Linked DNA regions of Homo sapiens: all the other regions are linked to region 2. The links are chromatin loops, found by intact Hi-C in ENCODE. Cell type or tissue: Caco-2. All regions are shown on one strand. Links, peaks and the distances in the headings refer to the core of each region. The heading gives the core; the rest is flanking DNA.

Region 1 (8,049 bases), core at 1,426-6,425, 510 kb before region 2:
TGAAAACTTAGAGAAGTCCAGTTTAACAATGTTCAACATGGGTTTTCTAAAATTATATGATTACAGAACTCTTGGGATCTGTGGTGCATGAGCAATGAAACATTCCTTTAAAGAGAAGTGGACACTCAAATGGTGGTGTGGCAGTAACACTTAGAAATATTAAGCAGAGGTTTCACATTAAGTTCAAAAACCTCAAGTTAAATGGCATTCAGGTTCAATTCCTTAAATCATTTCCCAACCTTTAAACATATCTTCTAGGTCCCAAAAAGAGATTTTTATGAGTTAAGAAAAGAAGTATTCATCACTTGCTAGCAATATTGCCGGCATCAACAGTGTCCATATAAACGGAGGCAGAATTCCATATGTCAAATTGGTCAATGCTGTACCTGGACAGGCCACATTGGAATAGAGACCCTAGGAACAGAGAGGTGTAGCAATGAGACTTTAACTCAGTGTATATTGACTCAGTCCAGCTACATGCTAGTTAATAAAAGAGGTATGTACATGAGCCAGAAGTCAGGTAATAAAGAATTTATGTTCTGAGTTGTCTCTGAAGTTGGGTAAAACGTTTATGTTGAAGAATCATGTATTAAGAGAACCCACTGTGAGAGGCACCCAGGATGCAAAAATTAGTGGGACAAAGTCTCTATTCTCATGAACCTTGCAGTATAAAAAATAACCAATCTTAAAGCTGGGGGAGAAAAGCAGGGCCTGGTTATCTGAGTTTTCCCTATTATTGGCTTAACTGAAGATCAGCTTTTTAATCATAATGAGCATTTAAGATTAAAAGATGTACGGAGTACAGTCCTTGCCTTCGAGAAGTTTCTGGCCTAATAAATAGACAGCTAAACCTAAAGTATGTGTCTGTTTCCCTGCAAGTACATAAGACCCATACCTCTAGCTTGAGGTGGGTGCTCCCGGCATTAGGCTGTATGTGCTATCACAAAACTTTCTCCAACTGAAGATCTCTAAATCAGGTCCTTAGCCTAGAACTCATTTTAGAAAGTTCCACCCTACAAAGAGAGCCCCAATTAACACAGAGCTTAGGTTAATCCAAAGGGTCCTATGTGATCTATAGTTAAGTCCTGGAGCCCTGGGATCATGCCTCTTATTGGGATTTGTTTTACTATTTTATTTAGTTTAATTTATACTATACATTTTACTTTATTTTGATATTGACTATTTTAACTCATTTTTATCATTTTTAAACTCATTTTTTCTTTTAAATAAAAAAATAGGAAGTGCCAGTTTAACAGACAGTTCAACGGACAGACAGCACCCTAAGCAACAGAACCTGGAGGCTTTTCATCCTTTATTTGGTACTGCAGAGGCTTGGCACTGCCTGACATGGATCAACCATCCCTGAGAATCCCCTTGATTTACCAACAATCCTCTAGAAAAAAGTCAAGAGCTAAGACTTATCCTCATGATAGTCCAAAAGTTTTTCCTAAGCAAATAATGTACTCTGCCGCTAAAACAGCTAAGGAAAAGTTCTTATTCTAGGCGCTTCCTAGGATCACTTGGGGACTATTCTGTCCTAAACAAAGAAATCTTCAAACTAAAATCCAGCGTTTCCAACGTATATAATTCTCTGATGTTGAGAGATAAACAAAAAAGAAAGAAGAAGACAATCTTAACCAAGACTGTATCCTTCCATTTGTTTAATTATAGGGATTAATTGTGATGATCCTGAATATTTCTATACAGCTTGAGTGGGGGAGCATGCATGGATAATTAAAGTCTATCAGGCAGTCTATATAGAACCTGACAACATTTCCAGTAACACAGGGCTTCAAAAGGAATCCTGTAATGTTATTCTTTCTCAGCTGCTTCTTTCCTCATAAAGGCCAAGAAGAAAAAGTCATTGGCTGAGAACCAATCTCAACAGATTTTACAAGCAATAGCTAAATCTCCCTCCTTCGTAAAAGATAAAATCCCAAAGCTTACTTGATAATTGAGACTTAAATAGAATCCCAGACCTTTTTATGAAAGGAAAAGCTAATCCCTCTAAAAGGGAGTTCTCAGAGTATCAGGAAGCAGTTGTGACAAGTTTTTAAACATCTCAAGAAACTTCAGAAGGAGGTGCACAATTGGGCCAACATGCTGAGTCCAACCTGCAATATTAACAGCCAATACAAGAACATGTACATGCATGTGCAGACCACATGCACTGACACCTACACACATGCACACACCCAAAAAATACATTCACAAACACATGTGCACACACCCACAAAACCTGTACATGTACATATGAACCCGCTACACATGGGTAGGCACACAAATACATACCCACACTCATGTATATCCACATGTACATATTTGTACAGACACATGTACATACAAACTCACATTCTGAATACAAAACACTGCTGTGAGTGCTTCATACAGATCCCCCTCAGTCAATCTTCCCAATAAATCTGTGAGGCAGGCACTATTACTATCCCTATTTTTCAGATGAGGAAACTGAGGCATAGGGAGATTAAATAATATGCCTAGGGTTACAAAGAGTCAGGATTCAAATTCAGTTCTAGAAAGTATGCTCTTAGCTTCAACTTTATAAGAGGCATGATTCAGGCTGGGTGCAAGCACTGTAATCCCAGCATTTTGGGAGGCTGAGGCAGGCAGATACCTGAGGTCAGGAGTTCGAGACCAGCTTGGCCAACATAGTAAAACCCTGTCTCTACTAAAAACACAAAAATTGGGTGTGGTGGCACATCCCTGTAATCCCAGCTACTCGAGAAGCTGAGGCACAAGAATCACTTGAATTAAGAAGATAGAGGTTGCAGCGAGCCAAGATTGTGCCACTGCACTCCAGCCTGGGCAACAGAATGAGACTCTGTCTCAAAAAAAAAAAGGGGGGCATCATTCTAAGAGCCAGAACACAGAATAACACCTGATAAAGGTAGCAATTCCAGAATAAGCCAGGTCTAGACCATCACGTAAGAGTTATATTTCTATGTCTAATTCATGATCCAAGAAGCTCCGTTGAAGTAAAACATAATTCTTGATCATCTTCTTATTTCACTTTCCTCCTCAACCCTAAACCTGGCCCAGTGCCCTAAACATGATAGGTCTTTTGTAAATGTTAGTGAAATTAAACTTCTCCATAGCCCCATACTCATACAACGCTGTTAATCAAAGCAAACAAAAGAAAATGTCCAAGGGGAAGACTGGAGATTTTCAGGTCAGAATTTAGACCTGGGCAACAGAGACATACAAAGAAGCAGTAAGCTGCAAACCATAGTGGCAACAAGGACTCAGTATGACCAACAAGGGTCGCCATCCCCTGAAAAACATCCCATAAACTGAGATCCTCATAGAGACAGAGCTCTGGAGTCTTAGCTAAAACCACCACTATCTAGAAGGTTTTATAACTACTTGACTGTCCTATAAACGTCTGCTATGACAAACACTAGGAGGCAGCATGGTACAGTGGGAAAAGTCCAAGCTATAAAGTCAGCCTCGGGCTCAATTCTGAGCTCTACCATTTACAAGTTGTGTGACCATCAGGTAAATGACTTAAGTTCTCCGAGATTTAGTGTCCTCATCTGAAAATGGTAATACTTAGACCCACCTCCATGTAATGAGGCAGGTATTTAATGACATACACAGACGAATACAGCACCTGAAACACAGCAAGTACCAAAACAGTAGCTATTATCACTTTTAGTAGTGTCACTCTGTTAACATAAGTTAGAATTCCTGAAGAACCACAGAATGATGAATGAACTACCTATAACTATAATGTCAGGAGCCAATTATCTCTGCCCTAACACTTTCATATACACCAAATATCAATCTAAACTACAAGAGTTAGTGGAAAGCCAGCTACCTTATTAGGAAATCAACAGCAGGTAATTAAGAGAACCCTCCTCTGCCATTTCCGTCACTGAGACAGGCCTTACCTGCTGGTTGAAAGTTCCTGTTCAAAGCCACACTCAAAAGGTCAGTGGCATATTTGGAAGAGCTGTAGGGTTCCTTGCCTTTGCTGTGCTGGAAGTCCTCGAGGCTGAAATTAGATTTCCTTGCATTGCGAGATGATGTCCAGATGAGCTGAGATGGATTGTCACTGTGACAGAGGAGAGGCTCCAGTTCCCGAATCTGGGTGAAAGAAAAAAAAAAGTATTAAAATATACTGACAGAATACAGATAAAAATTTTGAAACCACTGTACTGTATGGTAAGAGATTAGGGTCAGAGACATCAGTATTAACTAGTTATCTAAAAGAGACATGAATTAGTTACACAGAAAAATATTTATAGATATGTATACATACATGAGTTAGTATGTACATATATATCTCTTAGTCTATCAGCAGAGAGGGTTTAGAAGACACTGATATCTCAGTAGCAATAAGCACCCAGATCTTGGTTTCTAATAACCATTCTCTGATAAAAGAAAACATATGTCTTTAGAAAAGTAGCTGATTCTAGGACTGAACAAGGAAAACACAAGATGAGTCTGACGCATCTTGTAGTGCCAGATAGTAAGAAACTGCTCAAAATGAAAGCTAAAACAAAAAGAGAAAACCATAACAATGGGGGTGTGCCAAAGAGATACAGGAGCCAACTGAAAGTGTTCCCAGTGGCCAAAACTGAAAAAATTTGAGCAGGAAAATAAAATAGTATTTATAATTTCAAAGCAGCAAATACATAAACATGAGTCCATATGGATACAATAAATGATTGAATAAAGACATAAATAAAGGAGAACTGACAATCTCCCTTGTGGAAAAAATCCAAATAATTTCTGTAGATAACCCACTCTCTTAAGAAGGTAGAGCACTAGCCAGTATGCATTGGCTGCACATAGTAACTTTCTTTCTTTTTCTCTTTTTTTTTTTTTGAGATGGAGTTTCACTCTTGTTGCCCAGGCTGGAGTGCAATGGCATGACCTCAGCTCACCGCAACCTCTGCCTCCCGGGTTCAAGCGATTCTTCTGCCTCAGCCTCCCAAGCAGCTGGGATTACAGGCATGCGTCACCACACCCGGCTAATTTTGTTTTTTGATAGAGATGGGGTTTCTCCATGTTGGTCAGGCTGATCTCAAACTCCCAACCTCAGGTAATCCGCCTGCCTTGGCCTCCCAAAGTGCTAGGATTACAGGCAGGAGCCACCGTGCCCGGCCCAACTTTCTTTCAAAAAGTAGAGTATGAAAAGGGAGAAAGAAAAAGTAACTTAACAATGGAGAAACCTGACAGACATGACCTCAAGCCAGGTGATCAAGGTTAATATCAACACTGAGAAGTCATACTGAAAGAATACACCCTTGATGTGATGTCATGAGAATGTCACTTTACCTCTGTGGCCTTCCTCCCAAAAACCACATTCTTCAGTCTCACCATGAGAAAAACATCAGACAAATCCCGATTGAGAGAGTCTACAAAACACCTAAGCAGTACTCCTCAAAACTGTCAAGGTCATCAAAAACAAGGAAAGTCTGAGAAGCTGTCACAACCAAGAAGAGCCTAAGGAGACATGACTGCTAAATGTAATGTAGTATCTTGAATGGGATCCTAGAACTGAAAAAAGACATTAGGCAAAAACAGAACCTGAATAAAGTGTGTACTTTAGTTAATAATAATGTAGCAGAATTGATTCATCTATTTCGACAAATGCATCATACCAATGCGAAATGTTAATAATAGGGGAAACTGGGTGTAGGGCATACAGAAAGTCTCTGTACTATCTTTGCAGTAATTCTGTAAATCAAAAACTATTAGTACATTTATTAAAGAAAAATCTACTAGGAAAGCTTCCAGAAGTATTCCATGCTCACAATAAACAAGGCAAATGCAATCAAGAAAACTCAAACATGAGATTAAATCAGTTAACTGGCTGCTCAACTATAATAATGCCCTGTGCCCAGAGCTTTACAGGAACTATCACACCAAATATTAGCTTATTAAGCCCACAGCTTCTTTACCAGGATAAAATGGCCAAAGACATCGGTCTCAAACACCTCCTGAAGTCCATCAGCAGTGATCTTATCACCCTGGGTCAGCAGGCCTTCAGCTGTGGAGAACATATGAATCACTTTTCTGAAACAGCAGAAGATAATTGCATGACTTTTTAAAGCTTCTTTAACTGGAAATACTGAAAACACTTTCCAACCCATCCCCCCGACTCATAAACTACACCTCCCTTGATTCTGTAATGACAGGAATAAAAATACCTATTTCTCAGACTGGGTTATTGTATTAAATGAAATGCCAAAGACCCTCCTTCCCCCCACTAATTCACAGAAATACTTACATACTTATAGCTCACGCTACCAATAGGAACTTGAGTCTCTCAAAAACCTGCTGCTAAAATTCTCTTCACCTCTTTCCCAATCAGGTTACAGGTAAACTGTTCTAAAGGAATAATAAGCTATGCCAAAGGGAAAAAAGTTTTCCTGTGCATGAAGTATGTTTAACTGTCAAAAAAAGAGTTAAACAGATTGTTTGTTTAACTGGGAATTCTTCAAACATATTAATATAGTGTTCTGCTGGGAGGTCAATTTAGTAGGTCAAGATCAATGTGGGGAGAGACAGAGAGAGTGTGTGTGTGTGTGTGTGTGTGTGTGTGTGTGTGTGTGTGTGTGTGTCTGTCTGTCTGTCTGTCTTTTAATGGAAAAGAAGTAAAGCAAAAGCATTGGTATAGTAAGCAGCACATAGTAAGAATGCCTATTTATGAATAAGTGTATTGGGTCACAAAGTAAGATTTATTCCTATAAATAAGAATTCTCCTGGTTGTGTTTCAACATTTTGGAAAGCCACTACACTAATGAGTAACAAGAATCTCCCAGGAAACATTAGTTGTCTGCATTTCCCCAACCTACTTGTCAGAGCACCTGACATACATCTGGGAAATAGTTCAAAGTAACTTTCCTGGAAATTGGAGTCTCTCTGAGAACTCTGCCTAATTTCAAAATGTTCTTGCTAATAGGCATATCCAGGCAGACCAAAAAATGACCTTCTAAACCATTTAGAATGTCCTGGAGACTTAGAATACCATAAAAAATGGGACTTTCAGCACTCCCCACAAAAGAGGATTGCTTTTCTTTCATGATAATGGTTGCAACATCTCCTTTTTCTGTCTTCAACCTTTTCAACAACCCCTTACCTTTCATCCCCCCAACTTAACACGCCATCAAAACTAGGCAGAAAAATGAACACATTCCTTCCAATCAGTTCATCCATAAAATGAAAATTACCTTGAAAAGAGGCCAAAGAGAAGTGCTTTGATATTTAGTTGTGGATTAGGCATGATCCCAGCATTTAGATATATACGGTCTAATCTCTGAAACCTGCAACTAAACCACCAAACAAGATTGTGAGTTGCAAGTAAAAACATCAGGACAAGATTGTGTATTCTATCTCTAGAGTGACTAGATTCAAGGAGGCCTAAGAAAGACAAAAAATACTTTTTAAATTAATAAATTAGCCACAGCAAGCTCAGAAGAATTTATAGCACATTAGAGTTACAGCATTTCTTTCTCAACAGTTTTTCTTTAGCTACAGTAAACATTTGAGAATTCTTTCTTTGGTAGTGGCTTCAAACAGAATCTGTGGAGTCATCGTGGACTTTAAGTAAAACCTCTGATCAATAATTCCTTCCAGCTCTGTCCTCTCAATAAGGAATTGCAGCAACCCTCTAACTCTTAAACCCACTCTCCTCATCTTACAAAGTCTCTTGCTTTTAAAAAAAAAAATCCACATCTCCTCTGGTTGACAAGTAAAATTTATATACTATTGATATTCACCTGACCTGATCTATTAATGCTGAAATCTGAATGCCAAAATATATAATAAAACAGAAGATCCATGTGGAAACCTTTCAGTGTTCATGGACAAGTCCTATGCATCCTAAAATGATGAAAGTTCGTAAGAATACAATGAGATTATAAAAGATGAATGGGGGTAAGGTAATCTTGTTGGGCTCCCCCCTGAATACTTGTCATGGAAGGGATATGAAATGCTGAGTTGAAAAAGCATTTTCAGTTTTAAACCTATGTAAGTCTTCATCTAAGACTCTTCATCTAAGACTTATATAGGTTTAAATGT
Region 2 (8,049 bases), core at 951-5,950:
GAACCTCTCTAGCCTCCTGCCCATCAGGAGGCTAGAGAATGGGGAATGGTGATTGGCTGGGTCAGGGATGAAATCATAGGGCTGTTGAAACTGTCTTCTTGTGTTGAATCGGTTCTTGAAGGGGGTCACAGGATCAACTGAGTCCATTTTTTGCTATGGGTTACTGGTCCCAGTGGCACCAGTTGGTCCATCAGAATGTAAAGTCTGAAAAATAACTCAAACACTAGTTTTAGGTTTTACAATAGTGACATTATCTATAGTGACAATTGGAGATGTTATAAATCTTGTGACCACTGGCTATGTGACTCTGGAGTAGTAAGCAGTTACAAAAAGGCAGATTATAAAAGCAAAAACTGGTTAGAGTTTATGCCTGCATCTTACAGAATTCAGGTTCCTACCAAAATTCTAAACTTGTGGACTTCCACTAGTTTTACAAAAACGGTTTTTGTCCCCAAACAAGGAGGGGGTTAGTTTCAGGAAGGGATCATTATCGTTCTTGTTTTAAAGTTAAACTATAGGCTGGGTGTGGTTGCTCATGCCTGTAATCCCAAGCACTTTGGGAAGCCAAGGTGGGAGGACTGAAGTCAAGAGAGCGTGCTTTCATCTTCATAGCAAGGTCATGAAAGACAAGGTAGGAGCAAGAAACTATTACAAACTGGCCAAGGCTAAGACATGACAAGTAAATGTACTGTGATACTGAGAGACAGGACTAGCTGGATTTCCTAGGCCGACTAAGAATCCCTAAGCTTAGCTGAGAAGTTGACTGCATCCACATTTAAACAAGGGGCTTGCACTTAGCTCACATCCGACCAATCAGGTAGTAAAGAGAACTAACTAAAATGCTAATTAGGCAAAAACAGTAGGTAAAGAAATAGCCAATCATCTATTGCCTAAGAGCACAGCGGGAGGGACAATGATCGGGATAGAAACCCAGGCATTGGAGCCGGCAACAGCTACCCACTTTGGGTCCCCTCCCTTTGCATGGGAGCTGTGTTTTCATTCTATTAAATCTTGCAACTGCACTCTCTTCTGGTCCGTGTTTGTTACGGCTTGAGCTGAGCTTTCGCTCGCTGTCCACCGCTGCTGTTTGCGGCCTTCGCAGACCCGCCGCTGACTTCCATCCCTCCGGATCTGGCAGGGTGTCCGCTGTGCTCCTGATCCAGCGAGGTGCCCATTGCTGCTCCCAAGTTGGGCTAAAGGCTTGCCATTGTTCCTGCACAGCTAAGTCCCAGGTTGGTCCTAATCGAGCTGAACACTAGTCACTGGGTTCCACAGTTCTCTTCCGTGACCCACGGCTTCTAATTGAGCTATAACACTCACCACATAGCCCAAAATTCCATTCCTTGTAATCCATGAGGCCAAGAACCCCAGGTCAGAGAACATGAGGCTTGCCCCCATCTCGGAAGCAGCCCACCACCATCTTGGGAGCTCTGGGAGCAAGGACCCCCGGTGACAATATCCTTGATTGGTTGCTGGAACAGAAAAAGGGCATTAGTGGAAGAACTGCTTAAGTCTGAATAAACTCTGCAGTTCAGTTAATAGTACTTGTACCTATGTTATTTTCTTAGTTTTGATAAATATACCATGGTCATGTAAAATACTAACACTAGTGGAATCTGGGTGAAAGGCATATAGGAACTATTTTGCAACTCTTCTGTAAATCTGAAATTATGAGCAAATGAAAAGTTTAAAAAAGTGGACAATGACCCAGGAGTTGATTTTTTAAATGAAAAGTTGTAACACACGCACATGCTCATAGTGTGCTGAAAATGCCAGATGTGCACGTAAAAGAATGTACGTGTAGTGTAGTTCTGGGTAAAGTATGGTTGGTTTTGGGAAATGAGTGCGTGCTTTCTTCTTCAAATTTGTTACTCAAACGGCTTTTTTTTTTTTAAACATATAAACAATTTTATGTTTGGGTCTTGAATTGCTAGCTTCTGTTTTTCCTTATTCCAGAGAATAACCATACTGGTCACAGATTTTAGTTTTCTCTTCCAGTCTTTCAGTTAAACGTTACCATGCATGATCGTGAATGAATTCAAGCACACCTTTCCTTCTCTTGGCTTGTGTCTAACAGGCACATTGATTTGATCCACAACCTCTGGGGACACTGACAGAATCCTGGTTCCAAGCAGGAGTGGGTAACTGAGACAGTAATCTCTCAACCCACTATACAAGGCTGTTTTGCAGGAGAGCCTTATGATGACCAGCATGATATATAATTGTGAGAAATATACTGAACAATTTATGTGTCAGACACCGGTTTAAATGCTTTTACAACGTAAGCGCCTCCAATTCTCATAAAACCCCTGCTAGGTAGGCACTATCAGCCTCATTTTACAACTGAGGGTTGCGGCCAGAGCTGACAGGCACCGTCTAGCGCCGCTTCCAAGCCCCGCATCGCATCCACCAGCCTAACTCGGGCGCTCGGCCTCTCCCTCTGCGCATGTGCATCCCCGCCTCCCGCTCCAGGCGAGTCCTTCCCTGGACTCCAGTCCCTTGTGGGAAACAATCCCTCGCCTCCGGAGGCGGCGAGGAGCGGCGGGTGAGCCCCGGAGCACTGGGCGAGGGCCAGGGGGTCCCCGCGCTGCCCTGAAGGCGGGCGGGCGGCGGCTAGACCTCGGCGGTGGGGAGGGACCCCTGGCGCCTGCGGCGACGGTGGGACGAGGGCGTCTCTGTCAGAAGGGGATGAGGTCTGGCGTGGGAACGCGAGTTCCGGGGCTCCCGGGGGTCCGTATGCGTCCAGTCCCTGCGCCTGGCGCTCAGCGAAGTCCTGTAGCACGGGGTAGGCAATGCGCACTGGCCCGAAGGGGAGGGAACTGGCTGCGGGGAGGGGACAGCACGCGCGTGCGTAGCGTGTGACGTTTGTTGTGCGCGTGCGCATGGCGTTTGATGTGTGCGTGTGCGCTTTTTGTGCCCTGAGCCCGCGGGGAGGAGGCGGGGCTGCGGGGGAGAGCGACTGCGCCAGGTCCGCGACAAATGAATTAGACACAATTATCCACGGGAGACTCGGTTTTCCTCTCTGTAAATTACGGATATTAGGAATACTTGCCGCCTGGGGTTGTTTTGAGCACTTTCATTGTTTAGGTGCTGTATTTATTGGGTGTGCGTTCCCTGGGAGAGCCCGAGGGAGACGGCTCCTGCACCGGCCCCAAGGGCCTCTCTGCCCGTGGAGTGCAGGAGCGAAGGGGCTGGCCTAGCTGACCACCAGGGCCCCTGCTGGCTCTGACCGCCCTCCTATCCCAAGTAATTATTTACACGTTTCGCGTTCGCTTATGTATTATGTGTAATCATGGCACAGTATCCTGAAGCCGTCGGAGTCTGTGTGCTGGTGCAAGGTCTGGGACAAATTTAAGAAGAGAGAGGTGAGCTGGAGCTGAGGGGTGGGCGCGCAGGCTAACAGGAACGTCACCTCTGGAGAGTCTGAGGGCAGGGACGGGTGAAAGGCTCACGGCCACAGCGAAAGAAATGCTGTTATCACCCCTCCGCGAACACCGGGCACATCCAGATGAGCTGCTGAGCTTCCTCCTCTCTTGGCCTGATATCCCCGCCGGATGGTAGTGCAGTCAGGTCATACTTGGGTTATCTGTTTTGACCTTATTTGAAAGATGGAAAAACAAAATTGAGTTTGAGGAGGTGAGTAGTTCAGATCTTGTCATTCCTTAGAGGCAGAACTGAGATTAGAAGTCAAGTCTGCAGTTTCCCGAGCCACTGCTGCCCATTTTGTTACTCTATATCACAGTTTCTCATTAAAAGATCCTTTTGAGGAATTGTTAGCAAGTTAGAACAAACATTTTTAAACTTGCATTTAACATCCTATCCCTTTTTTTAGAGGTCTTTTGCATTATCTAACCTCAGGGCATTAATGGTGTTAACAGGTAAACAGATAAACAATATGGCCTCAGTTTTTTTTTTTCCCTACAAGGAATTTTGACAAACCCATAGTGTTTTTTCCTTCAGATTACTGTTAACTTGTTAAACTCATCTTTTCATGTTTTTAATTTTTCTGTGTCACAGAACCTAAATTGGTAATAAATCAATAAGAAATATTTACATTCACTCAGTGAAAAGTGTCATGTCTGAGCTCAGCATATATCGGAGCCACACATGGACACGTAAGTATCTTGTGTGTGGACCTGTATAGGCAGGTGAATCTCCGAACTGCAAGGCCGGCGAAGGCTCTCCTGACATTCTTCCTTTCTAATCCTTCAGCTCTCCTTCCTCCACTAAGAGCGGAAAATGAACAAATCCCAGGTGAGATTCTTGTTTCTTTATTCCCAGTTTGTTTAAAAATGGATTTCTGAAGTTTATAAGGGTTTATGTTTTGAAAATGGAAAAATAGAAATAGGCAAAAATTGACATTAAGGGAAATAAAACTGAAGTAGCAAATCCAAAATAGTGCAGTTGGCAAATTAGATGCAGGATTTTTAATTTTGCAGAATTATCCAAGTTATTGTAATATTATCTCTAATTGTTCTAGTAACAATTCTGAAATAAATGCAGTAAATTGTCTATAAGTATTTCTTTGTAGAAACAAAGAACACAGTTACAGAGCAGAACTCAGTGCATATGCTTTTCAGGAGAACAAACGCTGAGGTTTGATGGTCCTGTTTGATCCAGGAATAAAACCTTGACGATGTGGAGGAATGGAGGGACTGCATGTCCTCAAAACAGTTTTCCCTAACTGTTTGTGTCAGCTCGTTCTTATTTCTAGGTTGAATCACTGACAGTTCCGACTTGTTTCTGTGTTTCTCATTTATGTTTCAATCTGATGAATGCAACCTTATTCCCTCACCTAAACTCACCTGAATCAGTTCTGGCAAAGGCCACCAAATCATAGTCAAGGCTAGTGCATGTTTTTGCCTTTGCATTACTTGCCTGGTCTGCTGCATATATTGTTAACCATGGTCTTTGTTTGGAGAGTCTCCTCTGTTGGTGTCTGTAATGCCACCCTCTGAGCTGTCCTTTCCTAACTTTGATTCCCTCCCTAGTCCTCATGAAGGCATCTTTTCTTTTTGCTCCAGGCATTGCTTATGCGTGCATTTCCATCCTTAGCCTACTTAGGTTCTTCTCGGTCTGTTTTTCCTGACTGGTTTCATTTTTTTTCCTTAATAAAGTGCTTTTGAATTAATAATACATTAATGTAATAATACATTACTTTTACTTTTTTAAAAGTATAAGTGATAACAAAAGATGTACATATATATTCACACTCCCTTCCTCTGTTCATGCAGTTTCTCCAGGTAGGGTGACATTTAATCATTAAAACCGAGACATTTTCACTGAGAGTGAAAGAGGTTCTATAAATAATTATGCTGAGACAACTGGCATATATTGGGACAGTCCCAGACTTACTGGAATGTATGGTCAACCTACCAAAGATGTCTATTTTTTTTCTAGTTTTTGGTTTACTTTGCCAGTGTTTCTTTATCCAGTTTAAAGAAAATATGTATGTATATTCTTATTTGCTTCCTCAGTTTACTTAAAAAGGAATCTGTTATCTCTAGGGCTTATCAAACTTATATGTGATTGTGCATTCCTGGCATCTTTTTAACATGCAGGTTCTGATTTAGTAGCTGTGGATGGGGTCCTTTATTCTGAAGTTCTGATAAACCTCCAGCTTAAGCTGATTCTGATGGTTGACTTACACACTATTTTCCATTATTCCTTTTTCACTTAACAGCATACAGATGTTTCTCTGACAGAACATGAATAGCATTTTCTCTCTTTGTCACAATTGCCTAGTAATTCAAGTCCATAGTTCATTAAACTACTTCCAGCTGTTTGCTATGACAAACCATGTGGTAATGAATAACCTTGTACATTTATAATTTTGTGTGTATATGTTTATATATTAGATGAATTCCCAGAACTTGATCAGCTTAGTGGGAATGCCTGTCCTAGAGATAGTATTATTTTGTTTTCCCATTGGCAATGCATGGGAATGCTTATTTCTTCACAGCTCCTCCCATAGAATATGTGGTTCAACTTTTGGATTTGGGGCAACCGATAGGTAAAAAGTGGTATTTCATATAGTTTGCATCTGCGATTTTCTTCACTGAGTGAGGTTGAATACGTTTTCGTGTGTCTAAGGGTGTCTTATATTTATTTTTCTATGAACTTAACTGTTAGTATCTTTTGCCTATTTTTCTTTTGGGTTGTCTGGTCTTTTTTCCCCCCCAGTGTCTTTTACCCTTGTGTATTATATGAGTTGCAAGCCATTATTTTTTGGTATATCATTTGTCTTTTGATAATTGTTCATGGTGTTTTTCCCTATGCAGAAATATTTGGTTATTTTTGTTGTCCAGTTTATTAATCTTTTCCTTATGGTTTTGGACTGATAGCATTTGGAGACATAGTTAGAAAGTCCTTCCCACTTGATTATAAAGAATCTGCCCATGTATTCTAATACTTTTATGCATTTTATGTTTAAATCTTTAATCCATTTGGAGTTTACTTGTATGTAGAAACTTAATTAAATTACTACAGTATCATTCCATTTACTCCACCCCCCGATGTGTGCTGTTGTTTTGATGCTTTCTTCTCCTTGTGTTCTGAACCCCACAAGGTATCTTTAGTATTACGACTTTAGAGAGTGGGTAGGCTTTCGTATTTACTGAAATAATTGCCCTTTACTGTGCTTTTTCTTCCCTTTTGCAATATCATGCTTCATCTACAGTTATTTGCCTTTACCCCAAAGAAGTTTTATTGTTTCTTGTGCAGATCTTTTGGTGACAGATTCGTCATTTTTTTTTGTTTAAAGATGTCTGTGTTTCTTCATTTTGAAGGATATTTTCACTAAAGACAGAATTCTGGAGTGAGAGCTTTTTTTTTCTTTTCTTTTTAGCACTTTAAAAATACCATTCCGGTGGCCGGGCACCGTGGCTCCTGCCTGTAATCCCAGCACTTTGGGAGGCCGAGGTGGGTGGATTACCTGAGGTCGGGAGTTCGCGACCAGCCTGACCAACATGGAGAAACCCCGTCTCTACTAAAAGTACAAAAAAATTAGCCGGGCATGGTGGCAGGCGCCTGTAGTCCCAGCTACTCGGGAGGCTGAGGCAGGAGAATGGAGTGAACCTGGGAGGAAGAGCTTGCAGTGAGCGGAGATTGCGCCACCACATTCCAGCCTGGGCGACAGAGCGAGACTCCGTCTCGAAAAGAAAACAAAAAACCATTCCGATGACTTCTGGATTGTTGTTGTTTTTGTCTTAAATCATCCTCCCCCTTGAAGGCAATTGATCTTTTTTCCTCTGGTTGGTTATGAGATTTTCTCTTTTCTTTTGGTTTTCAGCAATTGTTACTTAATATAACTTGGTTTGGTTTTCTCTATATTTATCCTGTAGTATTTTGGCAGGGGTTGGTTCTGAGGTATGATATCCTTGTCATTTTAAAAATTCTCAGCCTTGGCCTGGCACGGTGGCTCACGCCTGTAAATCCCAGCACTTTGGGAGGCCAAGGCGGGCAGATCACGAGGTCAAGAGATCGAGGGTGAAACCATGTTTCTAGTATAAAGTACAAAAGTTAGCTGGGTTTGGTGGCGCACATCTGTAGTCCCAGCTACTCGGGAGGCTGAGGCAGGAGAATCGCTTGAACCCAGGAGGCAGAGGTTGCAGTGAGCCGAGATCACGCAACTGCACTCCAGCCTGGCAACAGAGCGAGACTCCATCTAAAAAAAAAAATTATCTGCCTTTTCTTTTCATCAAATATTCTCTACTTTCCTTTTGGTACTGCAGTTACACCTATTAGATCTCTGAGTTCTCTAAATTAAATAAAAACACAAAATGTGTGTACTGTTTCTATATGAAATATATAATTACATATATAAATACATATATTACATATATAAATACATATTTTACATATATAACATATATAAATATATATTGTATCTATATATCTATATCTATATATAGAGAGAGATAGGGTCTTATTCTGTCACCCAGGCTGGAGTGCAGTGACAAATTAGATTCGTTTATCCACTACAGAATAGCTGAATTACCATGAAGATCTCTCCTGTTGCCCTTTTTATAGCCACACCTACCTCCATCC
Region 3 (8,049 bases), core at 1,199-6,198, 67 kb after region 2:
GAAATAAAAGTTTTATTTTTGAATAATTTTTTTTTAGACAGAGTCTCTCTCTGTCACCCAGGCTGGAGTGCAGTGGCGTGATCTCGGCTCACTGCAACCTCCGCTTCCCAGGTTCAAGCAATTCTGCTGCCTCAGCCTCCCGAGTAGCTGGGACTACAGGCATGTGCCACCATGCCTGGGTAATTTTTTTTGTATTTTTAGTAGAGATGGGGTTTCACCATGTTGGCCAAACCGGTCTTGATCTCCTGACCTTGTGATCCGCCTGCCGCAGCCTCCCAAAGTGCTGGGATTACAGGTGTGAGCCACCGCGCCCGGCCAATATTTTTAAATTCAGAGAAAGTTTCAATGATAATAGATTTCTCGTACACCTTTCACCCAGTTCCCATGATGTTATCATTATATACAACCTTGGCATATACGTCAAAATAAGAAATTAACATGGGTACAACACTATTAATGAAAAATTTTGTTTGGATTTCACCAGTTTCTGTTAATGGTGTTTTTCTGTAGACTGGCATCCAGTCTAGGATGCCACATTGTGTTTAGTTGTTATATCAGTTTTTCTGTCTTTTTCAAGACCCTGGCACTTACGAAGAATACTGGTCAAATGTTTTGTAGAATGTCTTTCAATCTGTGACTGCCTAATGTTTTCTTACAATCATACTGGGGTTATGGAATTTGGGGAATAATACCACAGAGATTAGGTACCCTAATTGCATCATATGATGGTGTGCATGATACCAACATGACTGTTGGCTGATGGTGCTAACTTTGATCACTTGATTAAGGTGGTGTCTGTCTGGTTTCTCACCTGTAAAGTTACAGTGTTTTCCTTTCCATACTCTTGTTTTTTGGAAGTGAGTTGCTAAGTCCAGCTCATACTCTAGGCATGAAGAGTTAAGCTTCACCCCTTGGAGTGGGGATAAATACATATATTATTTCTAGTCTTCCAAAAGGAAGGTTTGTTCTTTCTCATTTGTTTATCTGTTTATTCAGCCATTTATGTCAATGTGGCCTCATGGATATTTATTTTATTCTTGACATTACTCCTTTTGTTGCTCAGTTTGTTTCAGCTTTGGCCACTGGAAGTTTATAGGGAAACAGTTCCATGATGGCACCCTGGCAGTCTTACATGTCTCCATACATGGCCACATAGGACAGGCTCAACTGCAGGCTGACCTGTGTCTTGGCAGGTAGTGAGGAGCTATCATGAAATTACATCTCATTCACCTCCCTATCTTGTGGGAGGCAGTTTCTCATCTGCCTCTCTGGTCCCAGGCATGAGACTTTGTACCTTGTCACCCTCCTCCATGGGTAGATCTGCAAGCTATAAAACCACTTAACTGTGGTCTAGAATTAGCTCTTCTGCAAGAGAGTATCCCAGCTACTCATGCTGCCCATCCTATGGCCCTTTTATTCTTGGTATCATCCTGTGGGAGAGGAGATAAAGGCAGCTGACACTATGGTGATCTTGCGTATGTGGTCTATGTAAGGCATAAACTGTTTCAGTCCATTTGTGCTTGCTTTGTTCTTACCAGCCAATAGCTGCAGTAGTCACTGCTGCTTAGAGACTGCTTGAGAGAGCTCTTTCAGGTTGGCTTCTGGGTTCTTTCAACATGCTCCCAACCTTTTGTTGTTAAAGGAATTAAAATGTTTATTGCATTTATAAGGTTAATTTTTATTCAAATGGCTTTCTTCTTTTTGTCTTTTGTTGCTGCTTTTAATTATTTGGAGAAGGTTATATGCTTTTCATAATGACATCCCACTGAAATCCATCTGTCTCCCACTTCCCTGTTGTGGGGTGGCTATTTCAAGTTCATCAGATAAGCCAGAAGCTAATCTCCACCTCTTCAATTGGTATATGAAAAACAGAAAAAGTCCCATACAAAAGAGTATACCTGAAAACGAATATACCTGAAAGTAATAGTGTGCTAAAACTGCCAAGGCTTTACTCACATTTTTGTATCAGTGTATTCACATCTAGCATAATAAATGACCATTAACATATTGTGGAAATAAATAACAAAGGCCGGGCACGGTGGCTCACACCTGTAATCCCAGCACTTTGGGAGGCCGAGGTAGGTGGATCACGAGGTCAGGAGATTGAAACCATCCTGGCTAACATGGTGAAACCCCGTCTCTACTAAAAATACAAAAAAATTAGCCGGTCGTGGTGGCGGGTGCCTGCAGTCTCAGCTACTTGGGAGGCTGAGGCAGGAGAATGGCGTGAACCCGGGAAGCAGGTTCAGATCGCACCACTGCACTACAGCCTGGGAGACAGAGTGAGACTCTGTCTCAAAAAAAAAAAAAAAAAAAAAAAAAAAAAGAAATAACAAAGTATAAGAGAAACAAAAACATAGACCATTTTTCAGCCCCAAGGTGGGAACTTGACTGTTGTCATGTCAGAGCTAAACTACACTTCTAGTACACTTTTTTTTTTTTTTTTAAGATAATGGGGTCTCAGTCTCTTGCCCAGGCCAGACTGCAGTTGTTCAATCATGGCTCACTGCAGCCTTGACCTTCTGGCCTCAAGCAATGTTCCTATCTCAGCCTCCCATGTAGCTGGAGCTACAGGAGTGCACACTCACACTTGGCTAACTTTTTTTATTTTTTATTTTTATTTTTTTAAAAAATTATTTATTTATTTATTTATTTATTTAGAGACGGAGCCTCGCTCTGTCGCCAGGCTGGAGTGCAGTGATGCCATCTCGGCTCACTGCAACCACTGCCTCCCAGGTTCAAGAGATTCTCCTGCCTCAGCCTCCCGAGTAGCTGAGACTACAGGCGTGCGCCACTACGCCCAGCTAATTTTGGTATTTTTAGTAGAAACGGGGTTTCACCATGTTGGCCAGGATGGTCTCGATCTCTTGACCTCGTGATCTGCCCGTCTCAGCCTCCTAAAGTGCTTGATTACAGGCGTGAGCCACTGTGCCCGGCCTAACTTTTTATTTTGTAGAGACAGCGTCTCCCTATGTTGCACAGGCTGGTCTTGAACTCCCAGGCTCAAGCGATTTTCCAGCCTCAGCCTCCCAAAATGCTGGATTACAGGCATGAGCCACCATTCCCAGCCCTAGTTACTTTTTTTTTTTTTTTTTTTTGACACAGAGTCTTGCTCTGTCACCCAGGCTGGAGTGCAGTGGCGCGATCTCGGCTCACTGCAAGCTCCGCCTCCCGGGTTCACGCCATTCTCCTGCCTCAGCCTGCCGAGTAGTTGGGACTGCAGGCACCTGCCACCGCGCCTGTCTCATTTTTTTTTTTTTTTTGTATTTTCAGTAGAGACGGGGTTTCACTGTGTTAGCCAGGATGGTCTTGATCTCCTGACCTTGTGATCCGCCCACCTCAGCCTCCCAAAGTGTTGGGATTACAGGCATGAGCCATGGCGCCCGGCCCCAGGCAGGTTTTAAGTACAATTGAAAGAAAAGATAAAGCTTGTGGTTCATTCATCCACTTCCTACTAGAGTGGAAGTAGTGTCCTAAAACTTCAGGTGTTCTTAGTAAACTAAGCTGGAGGAATTTTTCCCTTGTTCTAGTCCAGAGCAAATATTTGTTTATTGAGAAATATATAACTCCTTCCCCTATCTGTGTTAGTCACCTGTAAAGAGATGAATACAGGCTAGTATCCTGTTCCTCTAGGCTTCTCAGTCAACACAGCTGATGTTATAGAGTTCATATTTTCTGAGAAGAAACTTTTTTACAATAAAGGTACCAGAGAGAGGCTGAATGCCATCAGCTGTGTGTACTTGGGTACATTTTTGGATGAGTAAGCTAATAAATTATCTGTTGTTCTATAATTATGTTTTACCTTGCCTGAGAGAAAAAGATCTTCATTGCCCTGTCCCTTGAAAGCACTGAGAAGGGGTTATCAAAAAAGACACTTCTGAAAATGGCTTATCTTTCTAGATTACCATAAAACACCATTTTAGTTGATACTGATATTCAGCAGACACCTTTTGAGCTCTTCCTGAAATGTTTGCCCTCTCCACCTAACAATAAGTTTATGGAGTCTGAAAAATTACTCTGTAGAGGGCATTTTTGCTCAAAGCAGTCTCCATTGGCTTTTTAGCAGTTTTTTTTTTTGAGATATAATTTATGTAACTTAACATTCATCCACTGTGTACAATTCAGTGATATATATTAAATTTTAAGAGTTGTGCAAACATCGCCACAATCCAATTTTACATTTATATCACCCAAAAACATTCCTTCACGCCAATATGCTGTCAGTCCCCACTCTAACTCCCAGCCAATCACTGATCTGCCCTGTGTCTATAAAATTGTCTTTCAGCCTGGCCAACATGATGAAACCCCATCTCTAACAAAAATGTAAACTTTAGCCGGGGATGGAGGCATGTGCCTGTAGTCCCAGCTGCTTAGGAGGCTGAGGTGGGAGAATCGCTTGAACCCAGGAAGCAGAGGTTGCAGTGAGCCAACGTTGTGCCACTGCACTCCAGCCTGGGAGACAAAGTGAGACCCTGTCTCAAAAAAAAAAAAAGTCTTTCTAGACATTCATATAAATATTTAGTCTTGTATGTCTAACTCCTTTTATTTAACAAAATGATTGTTTTAGTTTCATCCATATTGTAGGGGTTCCAGTTTCTCCATATCCTCAACATCATTTGTTATTGTCTGTTTTTATAATAACTATTCTAGTAATTATGTAGTGGTATCTTATTGTATGTTTAATTTGTACTTCTCTAGTGACTAATGATGTTTGCTTTGTTTGCATTTGTGTATTTTCTTTATTTTTTGAGACAGAGTCTCGTTCCATCACCCAGGCTGGAGTGCAGTGGTGGCTTCATGGCTCACTGCAACCTCCACCTCCCAGGCTTAAGTGATTCTCCTGCCTCAGTCTCCTGAGTAGCTAGGATTACAGGCACATGCCACCAAGCCTGGGTAATTTTTGTATTCTTGGTAGAGATGGGGTTTCACCATGTTGACCAGGTTAGTCTTGAACTCCTGACCTCAGGTGATCCACCTGCCTCAGCCTCCCAAAGTGCTGGGATTACAGGTGTGAGCCACCGTGTCTGGCCCTTGCATTTGTATATTTTCTTTGATAAATGTCTCATTCAAGTCTTTTGCATGTTTTCTTTTTTTTTTTTTTTTTTTAAGATGGAGTCTCACTGTTGCCCAGGATAGGGTGCAGCGGCACGATCTTGGCTCACTGCAACCTCCACCTCCTGGGTTCAAGCGATTCTCCTGCCTCAGCCTCCTGAGTAGCTGGGACTATAGGCACCCACCACTACACCTGGCTAATTTTTTATTAGTAGAGATGGGGTTTTACCATGTTGGCCAGGCTGGTCTTGAACTCCTGACCTCAGGTGATCTGCCCGCCTCAGCCTCCCAAAGTGCTGGGATTACAGACTTGAGCCACCATGCCTGGCCAAGTTGTAAGTCTTTATATATTCAAATTATGAGACTTATCAGAAATATTACTTGCAAATATTTTCTACTAATATATGGCTTATCTTTTCATTGTCTCAATGTTATCTTTTGAATCACAATAGCTGTCACTTTTAATGAAATCTAGTTTACTTTTTTTATATGAATTGTGCTTTGTTGTCTAAGAACTCTTTGTCTAACCAGTGGTCACAAAGATTTTTCTTCTATATTTTCTTCTATAAATTTTATACTTTTAGCTCTTATATCTGAGTCTTTGATTCATTCTGCTTTAATTTTCATATATTGTGTGAGGTAAAGGTCTAAGTTACTATTTTTTTTTTTTGGCATGGGGATATACAATTGTCCCAACATGATTTGTGGACATACAATTTGTTTTAATGCCAAATTTAATTTCCTCTTGAAGTATCTTGGCACTTTTGTCAAAAATCAGTTGACCAAAAATAAATAAATAAATAAATAAACCAAAAACCGAAAAACATACATACAAAAGCAAAACAGGAAAAAAGATCAGTTGACCAGTGACACATAGCATCCTGGGCAGTAAAAGTTTATTCCTGGACTCAATTAATTTCCATTATCTATGTGTTCGTACTTATGCCAGTGCCACACTGTCTTGATTTTGGTAACTTTATAGTATACTTTATTTATTTATTTATGTATTTTACTTATTATTATTATTTTTTTTGTTTTGAGATAGAGTCTTGCTCTGTCACCCAGGCTGGAGTGCAGTGGTGTGATCTCAGCTCACTGCAACCTCTGCCTCCCAGGTTCAGGCGATTCTCCTGCCTCAGCCTTCTGAATAGCTGGGACTACAGGCGTGTACCACCATGCCCGGCTAATTTTTTGTATTTTTAGTAGAGACAAGGTTTCACCATGTTAGTCAGGAAGGTCTGGATCTCCTGACCTTGTGATCTGCCTGGCTCAGCCTCCCAAAGTGCTGGGATTAAAGGCATGAGCCAAAGTGCCTGGCCTATAGTATACTTTAAAATCAAGTAGTATAAGTTTTACAAATTTGTTCTCTTTCAAGATTGTTTTGGTTTCTTAGACATGACACCTAAAACATGAGCTACCAAAGGAAAAAAAATGAATAATTTGGACATCAACAAAATTAAAACTTTTGTGCATTATCACAATATTCAGCCTTATTTAATCCATAAACATGGAATGCCTCTTTATTCAGTTCATGTAAATAAAAATTTTCATAAAATACACAAAGGTAGAATACAATTATTAACCCTACAAAATGAATTTTGAGAAAGAAAGCAGCTGTAAACTATATTATACTTTGAAATCCATAAAACAAAAAGTAGTACTGTTTAAAAAACTAAACTGATCTTTCATGCTCTTATTTTTTCAATGGAATGATTCATGTATAAACATACATTACATTAAAACTATGCAACCTCAAGATTATGTCTACATTTTTAATTATTTGCATTATATAGTCATATAATGCATATAGCACTTTTTTCTTGTTTTTCTAATTTTTACTGGGTTGTCTTGGAACTAAATAGTAGGCTATTGGAGCTGATGTTGTTGGTTGCCTACTCTACAAGTTATTCCACATTACTTCCCTGCTGTCAGCCTGGATGTTAACCCTCTCCCACATAATTTGGGAATGACATGAAACACAGAGGCACTGTGGGCATAAAAACAACCTATAATCAGAATATATTTGAATTCCAAATAGAACAATTCACTGTTTTTCCAGAGTAGAAGGATTCCCGTGAAATCATCCTGCCAAAAGAATCTGATTGATCTCTGCAAAAAATGGTAATATATTGAGTGCTCTGCATTGATCTCTACTTGTGAAAAGTCAGATATTTAGCAGGAGCTTGATCAGCCTTAGTGAGATAAAACCCATGTTGTCAGGCCCAGGTATAGTGCCCATTTCCTGCTGTCATGGCTACTCCATTCTTGGGCTTGTGTGAACACTCATGGGACCTAGGCTGACAGCCACTGGATAAATGACTCTGTCCACTGCTGCTTCTGTGGTAGCTGCTCTTTGATGGACATTAACAAAAGACTCAAAGATCTGCACAATTTGTGTGCACTACCAGATATCCAACCCCCTTCTTCTTTACAAGACCTCCTTGGCTCCAGTCTTCCAATCCTGTTCCAACCAATCAATCTATTTACCAATCTTCAAGAATCTGGGTATTACCTTAGCTCACTTTTCTTGCCACAAATAATAATAAACAAGTGTGTGATTTGAAGTCCTGTTCATTGGGAGGATTTCCCCATCATCACCATCTTTCAGGGACATTCCTGAGTGGAATTTTAGTGGCCATGGAAGACAGCAATGTGAGAGAACCAGGCCCAGGAGTTTCCTCTGATACTCTGTCACAGGGAATACTCCATGGAGTGTTCATTCTTGGCTGAGAGAGAAAGATCTCTATTGAACTCTGTACATGAATTGAAGTAGAGGTAGTCATATGACAGAGGTAAGTGCCATGGGTCACCTATTTATATAAATTACTAAGTTGCTGAGACCTGTTCAGGCCCAATTCCCAATGCACCATTTTTGTTGCACAATAAACTGTTGTTTCCCTGCCTGTTTTATGATTTGGTGTGAGTCTGACAGTAACCCCACATCATGGGCAGCTGTAGTCACATAGTCAATAGATTACACTAAGTCAGCTGCTCAGT
Region 4 (8,049 bases), core at 1,365-6,364, 150 kb before region 2:
AGGCCAAGGCAGGCGGATCACTTGAGGCCAGGAGTTTGAGACCAGCCTGGCCAAGTAAAACCCTGTCTCTACTAAAATACAAAATTAGCCAGGTGTGATGGCGCGTGCCTGTAATTTCAGCTACTTGGGAGACTTAGCCAGGAGAATCCCTTGGGCCCTGAAGGCAGAGGCTGCAGTGAGCCAAGATCGCACACTGCACCCTAGCCTGGGTGACAGTGAGACTCTCTCCAAAAAAAAAAAAAAAAAAAAAAAAAAAATCAGACATCATTAAATTTGGGGCTTTGCAGGCCAAAATGTTCCTGTCACAACTATTCAACTCTGCCACTGAAGCCAGATACTGTGGCTTATATGTAAATGAATGAATGAGCAGGGAGGTGTCAGGATTGTGAGGGGGACAAGACGGCAGCTTCAGGAGTGCTGGCAATGTTTGTTTTGACCTGTGTATTCATTATTTGTGCCACGGATTTGTAATAATTCATTAAGTTCTATATTTAAAATTTAGGGGGTTGTGTATCTATCTGCTACACATGTAGAAATAAGATTCATTAAAAATTAAAATACACAATCCTAGCACTTTGGGAGGCCAAGGTGGGGGATCACGAGGTCAGGAGACTGAGACCAGCCTGGCCAACATGGTGAAACCCCGTCTCTACTAAAAATACAAAAATTAGCTGGGTATGGTGGTGCGTGCCTATAATCCCAGCTACTCGGGAGGTTGAGGCAGGAGAATCACTTTAACCAAGGAGTCGAGGCAGGAGAATCACTTGAACCAGGGAGTCGGAGGTTGCAGTGAGCCAAGATCACACCACTGTGCTACAGCCTGGTGACAGAGCAAGACTCTGTATCAAAAAAAATAATAATAATAAAATACATTTTAATTTACCGGCTGGGTGCAGTGGCTCACGCCTGTAATCCCAGCACTTTGGGAGGCTGAGGAGAGCAGATCACGAGGTCAAGATATCAAGACCATCCTGGCCAACACGGTAAAACCCCGTCTCTACTAAAAATACAAAAATTAGCCAGGTGTGGTGGCGCATGCCTGTAGTCCCAGCTACTCGGGAGGCTGAGGCAAGAGAATCGCTTGAACCCGGGAGGCAGAAGTTTCAGTGAGCCAAGATCGCGCCACTGTACTCCAGAATGGCAAGAGAGCAAGATTCCGTCTCAAAAAAATAAAAAAATTAAAATTAAAATACATTTTAATTTACTGATCAAACACTACATCCAAAAGAAAACTGGAACCTGTGTGAAATAAAAATTAAAAAAGCAGTTTGACTCAATAGGCTGCACTCATTTCAGGGTTATCACTGGAAGCTTATTCACTATGGGTCCCTATGTTATGACCAAAAAAGGTATCTGCCAGGAAGTCTTTGTGCCTTCAGAGGAGTCAGTCTGTCTGTATCCAGTGTCTTCCTTTCTGCCATGGTTGTTGGAAACGTAAGAAACATACGAAGCTCAACTTATTGACTCTAACTTGGCCCTGCTATTGATCTGTTACTTTATATTTTCTGGGAAGTTCAATTTTTATCTATTACTAACTTCTCATCTTAACATATTGACTCTTGGCCAGACACGGTGCCTCACGCTTGTAATCCCAGCACTTTGGGAGACCAAGGCGGGCGGATTGACTGAGCTCAGGAGTTTGCGACCAGCCTAGGCAACACGGTGAAACCCTGTCTCTATTAAAACGCAAAAAATTAGCCAGGCGTGGCAGCATGCGCCTGCAGTCCCAGCTACTCGGGGGGCTGAGGCAGGAGAATTGCTTGAACCCGGGAGGCAGAGGTTGCAGTGAACCGAGATGGGGACATTGTACTCCAGCCTGGGTGACAGAGTGAGACTCCGTCTCACAAAAAAAAAAAAAAAAAAAAAACAAACACCATATCGACTCTTACAAATCTCACAAAGTCCACTGCAAAATAAAGTAGGGAATTAATAAACAACTTACCTTGTTCATTTTGTTCTGTTCTTGGAAAGACGGAGACAACTCTGAAGATACAGCTGAGTTAGAAAAAGAGGAATGGGGTCATGAAAGATTTGGCCTGCCTGGCAACTCCTGGATTCTTCCGCCCTAAGAAGCCATACACACCCACTAGGTAAAATGCTTCCTCTGGGAGAGTATCAATGTCCTCTGACACTTTGGAATAGGGGGTAGAAATGGTGGAAGAACACTTCGGAATAGGCGGTAGAAATGGTGAAAGAATAACTCCAACATAATTATGTAGCTCTTGGGCACAAGATTTTTTACCGGGTGAAAGTAAATATTTGCTTCCTAAGGATTTCAATCTCCCTCGGTGTTCACAAAAAAAAGTATAATGACAATATTGGCCAAACAAGTTAACAATATATTTAATGAAGGAACATTAACACTAAAACCATTGTAAAAAATAGGACTAAGCTATCTATTTTCCCAGTAATGTTACTTAACCTCTGGTGAGTGACTCCACAGAAAGCCATAAGCGGCAGTGCTTCAAAGAAAAAATCAGTTTTAATTTCTTCATCTAACTTTGTTGCTATTTCTCAAAGGGATATTTTAAACTTGCTTTGATGTGTGTGGAAAAGTAGACAGTACTGGCTTAGGGGTCAGGAGATGTGACTTAGTCTTCCCTACTAACTGTGATCCTGAACAAGTCAGTGACCTTAACAAACAAAAAAACAAAAAAAATCTTTTTCTTCTAACAAATGAGGCAAAATTAGGTAATTCTTTGTTTTTGTTTTTTTTTGAGACGGAGTTTCGCTCTTGTTGCCCAGTCTGGAGTGCAATAGTGCGATCTTGGCTACCTGTAACCTCCGCCTCCCGGGTTCAAGCAATTTTCCGCCTCAGTAGCTGGGATTACAGGCATGCGCCACCACGCCCGGCTACTTTTCGTATTTTTAGTAGAGACGGGGTTTCACCATGTTGGTCAGGCTGGTCTCGAATTTCTGACCTCAGGTGATCCACCCGCCTCGGCCTCCCAAAGTGCTGGGATTACAGGCGAGAGCCACCGCGCCAGGCCAAAATTAGGTAATTCTTGAAGATCTTTCCTGAGTGCAAGATCAAGTCAGGACAGAGGAACAGCAAATACCAAGATGCAGTGATGGACCTGACTGGAGGTCAGTTCGGAACCTAAAGAGGATGAATGCAATACGTGCAACCGAGTCTGCCGGTCTGGCGGGCGACTGCACCCGCCTTTCCCCGCCCACGTACCGCGGCGCCCTAGCACACGCGCACAGGCTAGACAAGAGAACTGCCCCTCCCGCAAGGCTCAGCGCGCGGACTGCGCAAGCGCACATGCCCTCCTCCGCGGCCCCCACAAATGGGGCGACACACGCTGCGTACCCTGCTCCGTACAGAGGCCGCGCCTTTGAGGAACCGGCCTAGCGTCGTGGCCCACACGCTGCAGCCCCGCCGTCCCCGCCTTCCCCTATGAGGTCCCCGGGCCTCCTCCCCACCACTTGGTACCGGCCCCCTGCCGCCCGCCCCAGGAGTCGCGCGGGGCTCCCTCTCTCTCCCTGCCCAACCCACTGGGGCTTACCCCACTCCCTCGTCGGGTTGCATTCGCCATAGAAAAGCGCGTAGACCCTTGAAATCCCGGGACCGCCTCCCACGCAAAACCTGAGAAAAACAAAAGGAAAGGCGGAAACGCAGACGTAGCCGGCGGACGAGGCATGCGCAGAGCCCACGCGCACAGCTTGATGCTGTTGGCGCCCTACCTGGAAACTACCTTTCCCGTGAGGCCGGGCGAGCAGCCCTTCGGATTGGTAGAGAAGTGCCCCGCTAGGCAGTGGGCAGATGCGGTCTGAGTTGGTGCTGGAACTGCCTGCAGCCCTGGCTTTCCCCGGGGCACTCCAAAGGGATATACTGCGGGGGAGGTCTGTGGGCAGTTTAGACGCAGACGCTCAAGGAAAGGACCGCTGCGTGTCATTTTCCGTTTAAATGTTAGGAAATAGATCTCGTCCATACAGTTTAAAAGACTTTCATGCTATCAGCGGTTCTTTGGGAGCGGGGGAAAAAAGGGGAAGGTGCGGCCGGAAAGCTACTTCATCAAAATGGTTAAAGCAATAAACGGAAATTGTAGCTCAGTAAGGAACTAGACATAATCTGAAAGAAGAAAATAAATGTCACGTATGATTTCCTCTGTGACATTAAAATTGCTTGACTAAATGGAAATACTTTTAGTCTATCTGTACCTTTCTTAGGAAGACAAAATTCCTAAAAGAATATCAACAAATTTTTGTTATGTATTTTTTCTCTTTGATCTTTAGTGTATTCTGTACTTCACAAAAGCATTCTCAACTTTATCTAGAATAAGTAAAAACCCAAATGAACAGCCAGTATACATTTTAAAAAGCAGGAAAAAAATGCCTAAGGAATATCTGTATCTATCTACATCTATCTATATAATATTGCTCTATTCAAAGTAGTTTGGCACCTGCTCCATGGAAATAAGACAGCTTAAGAGTATTCTTTAATGTGTAGTAGATACAGCATTTCAAAACAGTGAGGGAAAGAATGGAGTATTCCAAAGAGCATGTCATTCCGAGCAATTTGGAATGTAGAGATATACATAGATCACACATGATAAAATCTCACATGTATACAATACTTAAACATTTAAACCACTAAAAGAGTAAAAATTTTTGAAAATTGACAAGTGGACCAGGCACAGTGGCCCACACCTGTAACCCCAGCACTTTGGGAGGCGGAGGCAGGAGGACCACTTGATCCTTGGAGTTCAAGACCAGCCTGGGCACTATAGTGGGACCCCCATCTCTACAAAAAACTAAAAATAACAATTAGCCTGGCATGTAGGCAGGCACCTGTGATCCCAGCTACTCAGGAGGCTGAGGTTGGAGGATCACTTGAGCCCCGGGCTGCAGTAAGCCATCATGGCACCACTGCACTCCAGCATGGGTGACAAAGTGAGACCTTGTCTCAAAAAAAACAACAAGGGATGTGATGCCAAAGACAGAAACTATAAATTTAATATCAGTCACATTTTATAATAGAGAAAAATAAGCAACTCCATTCCAGCAAAACTTTTTAAGTCCATTATGAGAATTGAAAGTAATGCAAATATGGCCAGGCGTGGTGGCTCACGCCTGTAATCCCAGCATTTTGGGAGGCTGAGGCGGGTAGATCATGAGGTCAAGAGATCGAGACTATCCTGCCCAACATGGTGAAACCCCTTCTGTACTAAAAATACAAAAATTAGGTGGGGCGTTGTGGTGCACACCTGTAGTCTCAGCTACTCAGGAGGCTGAGGCAGGAGAATCGTTTGAACCCAGGATGGGGAGGTTGCAGTGAGCCAAGATTGCGCTACTGCACTCCAACCTGGTGACAGAGCGACACTGCGTCTCAAAAAAAAAAAAAAAGAAAGAAATGCAAATATTTGAGTAAAAATACGTGAAACATTTATTGAAATTTACATTTTTTAATTTATGCTTTATATACTGAAAAGTTCTTTATTTGATGCATAATTTTATGAGTTTTGACAATGCATAGATTTGTGTAACCACCACTACAAGCAAGACACAAAATTGTTTCATCTCTGTCAATAAAATTCCTCCATGCTACCTTTTTAAAGTCAGATTCTCTCACCACTCTTAGCCTCTTGCAACCGCTATCTATTCTTTGGGCCTATATGTTTGCCTTTTTTAGGATATTATATAAATGGAATCACACAGTATGTAGTTGTTGAATCTGGTATCTCTTAACACAATGCAATTGAGATCCTTCTGTGTTGTTTTGTGTACCAATACCTCTGTTTGCTTTTCCTGCTGTTAGAAACAAGTGCCCGGTGCCACAGAGAAAACCAGCGCGTAGGCAGAAAATTCCTCAGCAAGGCAAATTTACTTCTGCAGAAGGGTGCAGCTTGTGCCAGTCACGATCACAAGAGTACACTGAGAGGGGTAGGGCAGGGGATTTTATCCCTGATACAGTTCCTAGCACTTCTGTGTCCCTTCCCCATTGGCTGGGGTTGGACCTCACAGTCTAAGCTAACTCTATTGGCTAAGGTTTAAAATTGAATAGGGTCTATTAGGCGGGAAGGAAGGAGGACTGTCCATTACTAGGTGGGAAGGCATATCTGGACTTGTCTGGGCACGGCAAAGGTGGGAAGTCATATCTGGACTTGTCTGTGCACAGCAAAGGCAGGAAGGTTGTTTACAGAACAGGTAGCTAGGAGACAAGGAAGTACAAGGAAGTTGGTCTTAAGCAACAAAGAACAGGGAACTTAAGCTTTTTGAAGAAGAATTTATCATCTCTGACATTGCTGACTCCTATTTCTTGGTACGGATTTACCAGTTTCCTTATCCATTCCCCAGTCCAGGGATATGCTAGTTGTTTCCAACTGGGGGAAATTATAAATAAATAAAATATTTTTAAATTTAAGATTTGAAAAGATTGAAAAAAACACTAATATACACCTATGGTATGGGCTTGGGGAAATGTTTATTCCCAGTGTATTAGTCATGATTCTCAAGAGAAACAGAACCAATAGGAGGGAGTAAGGCAGAAAGAGACATTGGTGGTGAGAAATTGGTTCACATGATTATGGAGGCTAAGAAGTCCCACAGTCTGTCATTTGCAAGCTAGAGATCCAGGAATGCTGGTGGTGTAATTCTGGTATGAGTCCAGAGGCCTGAGAACCAGGGAAGCCAATGGTGTAAATCCCAGTCTAAGGACAGGAGAGGATGAGATGAAATGTCCCAACTCAACAATGAGGCAGAAAATATGGGTGAATTCCTCCTTCCTCTGCCTTGTGTTCTATCCAGACCCTCAGTGGATTGAATCATGTCCATACACATAAGGAGGGCAATCTGCTTTACTGAGTCCACTGATTCAAATGCTAATCTAATCTGTAAACACCCTCACAGATGCACCCATAAGTAATGTTTAATCTGGACACCCTGTGACCAAGTCAAGTTTACCATCACAGCTATTCTTTTTTTTTTTTTTTTTTTTTTTGAGACAGAGTTTCACTCTTGTTGCCCAGGCTGGAGTGCAATGGCATGATCTTGGCTCACTGCAACCTCCACCTCCCGGGTTCAAGTGAGTCTCCTGCCTCCACCTCCTGAGTAGCTGGGATTACAGGCATGCGCTACCATGCCCGGCTAATTTTTTGTATTTTTACTAGAGATGGGGTTTCTCCATGTTGTTCAGGCTGGTCTTGAACTCCCGACCTCAGGTGACCCACCAGCCTCTGCTTCCCAAAGTGCTGGGATTACAGGCATGAGCCACCACACCTGGCCACGGCTATTCATTTTTATTGTGAATTTGATTAACTCTGTCTGATTTTTTGCCTCTCATTTTTTCTGTTTTTGTACCTTTTTCCCTTTTATATTTAGTTGACACCTAATAATTGTGAATATTTAGGGGATATAGACTGATATTACAGTCAATCATATTTACTCTACAGGGCTGTGGAACACCAGAGCTCATTTCTTCTATCTAGCTGTAATTTTGTGTTCATGTACCAAACTTTCCCCATCCTTCCCTCCCCACTATCCCCTCACTCTCTAATGCCCATAATTCTACTCACTACTTCTATGAGCCCCAATTTTTTTAGCTCCCAAATATAAGTGAAAATGTGCAGTAATTATCTTTCTGTGTCTGACTTATTTCACTTAATGACATCCAGGCCCATCCATGTTGTTGCAAATGACAGGATTTCATTTTTATAGCATAATAATATTCCACTGTGTTTATATACCATATTTTCTTTTTCCGTTCATCTGTTGGTGAACATTTAGGTTGATATTATATCTTGGCTATTGTGAATAGTGCTGCTATAAACACAGGAGTGCAGGTATCCCTTAGAAATATGGATTTCCCTTCCTTTGCATATGTGCCCAAGCAGTGTGATTGTTGGATTGTATGGTAGTTCTATTTCATTTTTTGAGAAACCTCCACATTGTTTTCTATAATGGTTGTACTAATTTACATTCCCACCAATAGTGTCTAAGAGTTCCCTTTTCTGTGCATCCTTACCAGCACTTATTTTTTATATTTTTTATAATAGACATTCTAACGAGGGTGAGATGATGCCTCATTGTGATTTTGATTGGCATTTC

What was found. Peaks named below come from ENCODE experiments on the same cell type or tissue, not always from the same donor. Only the 100,000 strongest peaks of a DNase experiment are listed, where the experiment ranks them.
Region 1: a loop joins it to region 2, with 8 times the contacts of the local background. A loop is called at or near these places in 6 of 110 quality-filtered maps.
Region 3: it touches region 2 in a loop (4-fold over the local background); 2 of 110 quality-filtered maps call a loop at or near these places.
Region 4: it touches region 2 in a loop (12-fold over the local background); 37 of 110 quality-filtered maps call a loop at or near these places.

Annotation. Positions count from the first base shown.
Region 1 is chr10:38,361,489-38,369,537 of GRCh38, reverse strand. It overlaps the pseudogene HSD17B7P2. Among named protein-coding and RNA genes, the nearest start is that of LINC00999, 63 kb to the left of the region's middle. In Caco-2, for the core only: a CTCF peak has its summit at 3,432 (motif pointing right); a DNase peak (open chromatin) is centred at 3,437.
Region 2 is chr10:37,852,501-37,860,549 of GRCh38, reverse strand. ZNF248 (zinc finger protein 248) reads left to right here and starts at 2,940. Exons shown (of 6, transcript NM_021045.3): 1 at 2,940-3,365; 2 at 4,018-4,115; 3 at 4,213-4,254. The coding sequence starts at 4,240. ZNF248-AS1 (ZNF248 antisense RNA 1) reads right to left here and starts at 2,801. Exons shown (of 2, transcript NR_186559.1): 1 at 2,049-2,801; 2 at 1-1,472. RefSeq lists silencers at 2,448-2,997, 2,694-3,070 and an enhancer at 3,388-3,447. In Caco-2, for the core only: no CTCF peak of the experiment used is centred there; DNase peaks (open chromatin) are centred at 2,459, 2,829 and 3,429; H3K4me3 peaks cover 2,308 bases.
Region 3 is chr10:37,785,320-37,793,368 of GRCh38, reverse strand. It overlaps a transcript of ZNF248 not described here. Among named protein-coding and RNA genes, the nearest start is that of ZNF248, 68 kb to the left of the region's middle. In Caco-2, for the core only: no CTCF peak of the experiment used is centred there; a DNase peak (open chromatin) is centred at 3,308.
Region 4 is chr10:38,006,244-38,014,292 of GRCh38, reverse strand. ZNF33A (zinc finger protein 33A) reads right to left here and starts at 3,618. Exons shown (of 5, transcript NM_006954.2): 1 at 3,510-3,618; 2 at 1,943-1,995. The coding sequence starts at 1,951. RefSeq lists an enhancer at 2,916-3,095. In Caco-2, for the core only: no CTCF peak of the experiment used is centred there; DNase peaks (open chromatin) are centred at 3,262 and 3,702; H3K4me3 peaks cover 2,250 bases.